Linked DNA regions of Homo sapiens: region 1 is linked to region 2. The links are chromatin contacts, found by Hi-C or POLR2A ChIA-PET in ENCODE. All regions are on one chromosome and are shown on one strand. Each heading gives the region's core, a stretch centred on a gene start or an enhancer-like site at or near the end of the contact. The rest is flanking DNA. Distances are from core to core; before and after follow the strand shown. Region 1 holds the start of PLCB1-IT1 (PLCB1 intronic transcript 1). Region 2 overlaps PLCB1 (phospholipase C beta 1).

What was found. Hi-C counts contacts between places; a loop is a spot of excess contacts on that map. ChIA-PET counts read pairs that join two places held with the same protein, here RNA polymerase II (POLR2A). Pooled maps may share reads with other maps.
Region 1: a loop to region 2 is called in a map of Caco-2, with 8 times the contacts of the local background. The contact joins the promoter of PLCB1-IT1 here to the enhancer-like site in region 2. A Hi-C loop is called at or near these places in 8 of 168 maps with a recorded cell type or tissue (Caco-2, HepG2, Right ventricle myocardium inferior and 5 more) and 3 of 50 pooled maps. POLR2A ChIA-PET finds 5 or more read pairs at or near these places in 1 of 52 experiments (HepG2).

Annotation. Positions count from the first base shown.
Region 1 is chr20:8,247,016-8,250,173 of GRCh38, reverse strand. PLCB1-IT1 (PLCB1 intronic transcript 1) reads right to left here and starts at 1,470. Exons shown (of 2, transcript NR_046809.1): 1 at 1,384-1,470; 2 at 432-717. The region is part of intron 2 of PLCB1 (phospholipase C beta 1); the gene reads right to left.
Region 2 is chr20:8,154,786-8,158,225 of GRCh38, reverse strand. All of the region lies in intron 2 of PLCB1 (phospholipase C beta 1), which reads right to left. Among named protein-coding and RNA genes, the nearest start is that of PLCB1, 24 kb to the right of the region's middle. RefSeq lists cis regulatory regions at 2,690-2,703, 2,726-2,737, 2,730-2,743 and enhancers at 2,625-2,769, 2,660-2,804, 2,665-2,809. Within about 2 kb of position 2,087, at least 4 of the 41 ENCODE cell types and tissues checked have a DNase peak (open chromatin) inside an H3K27ac peak, as active enhancers do; they include endothelial cell of umbilical vein, where a contact is called at or near this core.

The DNA of each region.
Region 1 (3,158 bases), core at 221-2,720, 93 kb before region 2:
TATAGAAATGATAGGTTTAAGCTTAAATCCCAGTTTTTCAATAACTCCTCGTGTGTTTGATTTTGCAGCTGTGTCAGGGAAAATGTACTCATTCTCAACTAATTCTCCACTAAATGTACTAAGTCAGGAATTGAAGTGAGTTGGCCTGCCTGTTAATACTTTGCACCTAAAACAATGACAGTAAATCTCTGGCAACAGGCTTGAGCCTCAGTTCCTCAGGCTTCTAACCCACCATCCTCATGGTCATAAATTTTGAATGGGTAACATTGGAAGCATGAATAATTAGGGGAGGGCACAGCTAATATGCTCAGTCACATCAGAGAAATGGCACAGTGAGTGATCTGCCAGTAATCAAAAGAAACAAATTGAGACTCAGGGCCTTCTGCTTATGGGGCTCACTGGGGTCACACACAGCGACAGACTGTCTCATCTTTGCTGCTTCAGACAGACAGACACGAAGACATGGCTTTAATGACAGCTCAGATTTCAGAGTGGACGTGACCTAAAATCACCAGGAAGCACAGAGCAAAGGGAAAGTGAGTTGTCCATCTATGATACTTTCTGTCGATCACAATAAGAGTTAAAGGATGCTACATCATTCCAATAGTCTTCATAATTAATTTTGGAATCTTGCCACCATTCATGATTTAAGGGTTCCAGTTCTCATGTAGCTTCAGGCAAAGTTTTCTTTCCAATTACTTCCAATGATGGACAGGCCTTTACCCACACAAGGATAATGTGAGAATGATAACAAGTCATGAATTACCGATGAAGTGTTTTATTAACTTACCTCGAAAATATTTAAAATTGCTTATTAGCAATTTCTAATCTCTCAAGAGACCCCAAAATGAGGCACATTAGAAATAATTACACCTTAAAATAGATCATCTTTTCACAAATATAAATGCCTTTTTAAAGACGTCAAAGACCACTAACAGCGTTTTGGAAATCTTCTATTTAAATAACTCTATTTCTTATGTAAATCGAACACTTGGATTTTTTAAATTACATTTCCTTAGTTAAAAACTACAGTTGACGATTTATGCAACCAAAATATTTCATTTTGATTTTCAGAAATATCCATGCAAGTCTTAGGATTTCATTTCCCCAGAAGAGAATTTCAGAATTCCTTCTAAATTCTGAAATCTCCTGAAACTTCCTTTGCTTTCTTTTTAAGTTGGTCTTTCCTAAAATCTCGAGTTAAAATGAAAAGACCATACCTCTTTAGAAGTAAATCTCTCAGCTTATCCATTCATTTAGGAGGAATAGTCCTATATAGCCTGAAAACTAATCACCAATTATTCCCTTCTACGGGGATAATATTAAAGCTGATTCTTGCATACCACCTTCCTTCACCTACTAATACTCTAATCAAATACTCACAGCCACATTCAGATTGTGAATCTTCTGGCAAAAGATTAACTGGGGAAGGTTGAAGCAGATCTTTTGGGTATTTGGTCTTCAAAGATAGACTCGTTTCTCTGGACTGATACTGCTTTAGTAGCTGCTTACAAAAATAACACATGAATTTTGACCTCAGTAGTAGACCTGCCCTTCCCGTCAGAAGGCCACCATTTTAACAAAAGATGTGTTTTGCTGGTGCCTATAAAACCCAAGAGGACGTAGCAGATACTGCTGCTGCCACCAGAGTTGCCACCTCTGTCCCTTTTGCAGGGTCTGTGCTCCCATTCCCAGCTTTTACATGCTTTATTTCCAACTGCAGCCTTCTTCAGAAGGCTGAGAATGGAAATGGTAATCTGGATGGCAACAGAAGATACTGCTGCAGCAGTATCTGTAGCAGCCTTCTTCAGAAATTTCTCTTTTGCTACTGCAACTGCCCTAACACTATGGAGAGCTGGAAGTGCTTGGGAGGTGATAGCCCACCCAGGAGGGCCCATAGCCAGTGACAGATGGATGAAGGAATGTAAAAGCCAAGCTACCTTGCCTCCAGGCAGGACATACTCTGAGGTGCTATTTATGTTCCAGAGTACTCTATGAGGTCATGAAGAGGCTGGAACTTCACCTGAAATGGAACCCAGATGTGTCTTCTTTCCCTTCCTTGGCCTGCTCCTCTGCCAGTCTCTCCTGAGATGCTTCCCTAATAAATCCCCTGCACATAATCCTCATTTCAAGGTCTGTTTCTGGGGAACACAATCTAGGACAGAGGACTAGTTTATCAGCTGGTCAGCCCCAAGAAAGAGAGGAAGTGAAAGAAGAAGAAGGATAATTTTATACAGCACTTACTCCTTCCAGACCCTGCCCTAGGCATTCTGTATGGATTATCTCATTGGCTCTTACCCAAGGGTAATATAGGTGCAATCTGGACACTTGAAAGAAAACCCTAAAGCTAAGATGAAGAAACACAAGGACGTCTGCACAAGTGGTCCTTTGTCATTTAGTCACCACTCCTGATCTGACTTGAGAGGGTCATTTCCTATGCTGCCCTTGCTTTTGAGAGTAAAAAAATATTGAGCATTTACTACTATGTTCCAGGTATTAGGCAAAAGTGTGTGTGTGTGTGTGTGTGTGTGTTTGCGTGTATGTGTGTGTGTGTGCTGTATTAAATTGTCTAAGTTCACTCATGTTATTTATAAATGGTGGCACTGGAATTTGAATCTTAGCCTGGCCAATTCTTAAATTCATGTTTTCATTTACTATATGTGAATTAAAAAATAAAGCAACATTCACTAAGCTCCTAATTTAAGATGGTTTTCTAAAGCTCCTTCATTTAACCATTTAAAATTTCTAATGATTTCTAAAGATACCCTCATTTCTATGTCACTAGGCCTTCAAGAAGAAATGATATGTTGAATGAATGAGTTAGAGAATATGTCATTTTAAGCTGTATAAAGAAAAAAAGAGAAATCTGAAAATCAAATTGGATAATTCATATGGCTGAGGGCCAAGAAATAAGAAACCCATGCATCTCAGGTGATGAACCCTTTATGAAACTGATAGATATTTCCTATGCCTCAGTTTACTCATCTGATAAATGTCTTTTCTTGGCACAATAGGGCAAAGGTTTTGGGAACTGATAGTATTGAGAGAGGATGCTAAAGGTGTAGGAAGTGTGGTAATATTGAGAATATGACAGTGCTCCTTGGAAAATGCAATTCACAAGTATTGTAAGCCATCTGTATTAAAGAATTAGTTTTGAT
Region 2 (3,440 bases), core at 838-3,337:
CCGGGGATTCTATTTGTAACAAAGTCAAAGGAATTTTCTCCGTAACAGGAAGTAAAATTATGAACAATATGCAGAATGCATTTCCTTCACATATTCTGCCAATCCAATGGCTCGAACCATTTTTTGGCATCAAAAAGTACAAATATTCCATTATAATAGCTTCATAGCATGGAAAGTATCCAATTTAATTTCTCCTAAAGTAGTGGGAAGAGCTAAATATATGCAACTTATGAAACCAAGGAACAATTTTGTAATTAAATTATATTAGGAGTAATGAATTTTCGTGGTATTACATGTTTCTAAACTCTGGTTACAATATATTAAAACAAGCATTGCTGTTGTTATGCCCATAATGAAGTGTGGTGATTGTGACATAAAAATTATACTAATGCATTTCTACTCTAAAAATGATTCCAAAGAAGCTGCAATGAAACCATCTCAAAATGACTAGCCTAATTTTAAAATATACTTTAAAAGGCTACACTTCAATTAGAAATTCTACCAAAAAAATCATACATCACATCCTCTAAGAAGAACTTGTAAATGATTCCATTCTAATAACATTTATTTGTATGTTGTGTCTACATAAGCTAAGGCATCATGACATGTCTATTCTATGCTAGCCAGAGTTCACTGGTGCAAAATCTCTGAGGAGTCACAGAAGTGAAAAGAAGGTAATGTTAATAAAAATGGAAAAACTTAACCTGGAAGTTGATATGGTGAGGATAGATTTGTTCCTCAGCAATCTGAACCTTGGCTTAGTGGCTAAACTATCCTCAAAAACACTAAAAGTTTAATCTCTAAGGTCTTGGTCAGTAGGGAGGAAGAGGAGTGGCCTGATGCCCATGTAGTTGTCACAATCCTAAAGTGACTATCTTAGGAAAAAGGCATAGGCAACCATGATTGTGTCCAATTTTTCTTGTGAATAATACAATTTTCTCCTATCAAAGTCCTCTAAATCATCTTAAAAGTTGTTCCATACGATGCTTCAAATTTCCAAGGGTCCAAGAAACTTTCACCTATGATGGACTATTTATTAGCAAATTATCCCCAGAGGGAAAGTCTTTTAAACAATAAATCCTTCTTTTGCCTTCCATGGCTCTGTTCCCACAACATTATGAAATACATAAATAAACATCTTATTTGCCCAAACAGACCTAAGCTTCAATGTTTCAGATCAAAAGACCACAGCAGAGTCTAAATAGAAAACAAGTCAGTGTTGCCTTGAAGAAGAAAAAAGGAATAAAAAGATATACATAAATAAATGGTCACTTGGTTTTCAAAACAGCACATTTTTGTGGTCTCTAATACTTATGGACAATTGTTTGGTCAGAGAGTCATTGTTTATTATGTAGCAATAATAAAAGCCACCACAAAGGATGGAGAGTTTACAAAGTAGCAGGTGTTATGCTAAGTCATTCATTTTACACATTGAATGTTCACAACAACACTAAGAGAGTAATACCCACCTTATAGATAATGAAACCAAGGCTTTGATTTTTAAAGAGATTCACTGAGGGTGACTCATTAAATACACAGCAGAGCCAGACTGTGACAAACCACATCTGTCACAGCTTCAAAGCTGGTTTCCTCAACCAGCTTTGGGCTTCCCAAATTAGGACTGTTTTAGGAAAATCAGACTTGGCTTCAAATAAAAGTGTTCACTTAATATGTTCCAATCTCTCTTAACCAAGGAATCATTTTAAAACCCTTCATTTGGGGGCATCTATATTAAGTTGTTAAGCACTATGCATCTGCATTAAGCAGTTCCTAGATAAGGATTCTAGTAAAAGTAGTTTATTTTAGAGGTGGTTTTAGAACACAATCAGGAGTGGAGAAGTGAGACAGGAAGGGAAGGAAGCCCATAAGGGGAACATTTTCAAGCCAGTTGCCACTGTGGGTAACTGGGCTTAATCCCACTAGAGAGTTCTGGGATATAATATAAAGAATGCACCTTTAAGTTATCCCACCCAAGAGGTGAGGGAGCTGTGGTATTTATCCACTGAATCCCATTGGTGAGGGTGAGTGTGAATTGCCAGGAACTTCTGGGCAGCTGCATGGGTAGCAACATGAGTTCTAGTAGCCAGACAAAGCAAAAGAATGCAGGCACTGGCCAGCCACTGGAGCCCGGCTTATGTTCTCAGGAGTGGTGAGGAAGAGGGTGTGGGTATGGCACTGTGTCTGTTTTAGCTATTAATATCATCAATACTGGTGAAGGAAATTCAAGGAAGGTGAAGGAAAGGACTTAGTCCCCAGATGCTGCTGCTTAGTCAACAATGACTGACACACTGCTCCAGGCCAAGGAACAATCCCAGCCCTCACAAAGCAATCCTCACGTGAATTTTGCTGGTTTTTTTCCCAGATAATGTAAGTTATTGTTTCAACTTTTAGAGAAAGCTACCAAATAAAATAAATAGCACTTATCTTCTAAATTTATAACTACATCATTGCATTTAATCACTCAGTGGACTCTTGAATGACCTATCCCATTTACTATACACAAGAAGGGTCAAAGTTGACAATTTTGGGATACCCTAGAGAAGCATATCCCAAAGAGAAAGCCCCACTGCTAAAAATCATTAATGAAATGTGTGGTACCCAGTAGTTCTTTATGGAAGCCAGACTATTTTTAATAGGAAATCACTAGATTTTCTTGTTGACATTTATGATGCATCATTCAAAATATTTTTGAACTCTGGACTCATGCTGAAAAATGTTACTGTGACTTATGTAAATATTTAACTTTTAAACTTTGCTTTTGAACTCTGTAGAAATTTAAGGTTATCATAAGAGAAGACTATCTATGGTTGCCATTAATGGAAACTGAATCATCACTCTGTACAAACATCCAGAATGGTGTCTCATGCAAATTCACAGGGCAGAACAAGATGGCAGATGGCATGAATGGTAGAACCAATCTTTCTTGCCCTAAGTCTCCAGAAATGACTAAATATGCAGGTATAAATTTAAATCTCTAATATAGGATCACGGGTAAACAAAAAGAATTACAATTTTGAACCACAAAGTAAGAAAGGCAGAAAATAAATGAGATAAGAATGAAGTAGGAAATCAGAACCCAGCAGTCCACAGGCATTAAAACATAACAGATCTTTGGGCCATCCAAACCAGGTAGTGAAATGTCAGCTCTACGAGTGATATGAAGAAATTGAAGTTAGAGCTCCACCTTACACCAGTCCTCATAATACATTACATATGGATTAAAAACCTAGATTAATAACGGTGATGAGAAGGAATCAGAAATATCTTAAAGGAAGCAAAAAGTGGGGAGGTAGTTGGAATGTAACTACATGAAAACTTAAAGCTTCAAGTCATCTTTTGTTACCCATAAATTAGATGTTAAGAAAGTCAAAGACAAACCACAGACAGGAAGAGTGTAATTGCAACATTTATAACAGCTAAAGGAGTACATCTAGAATACA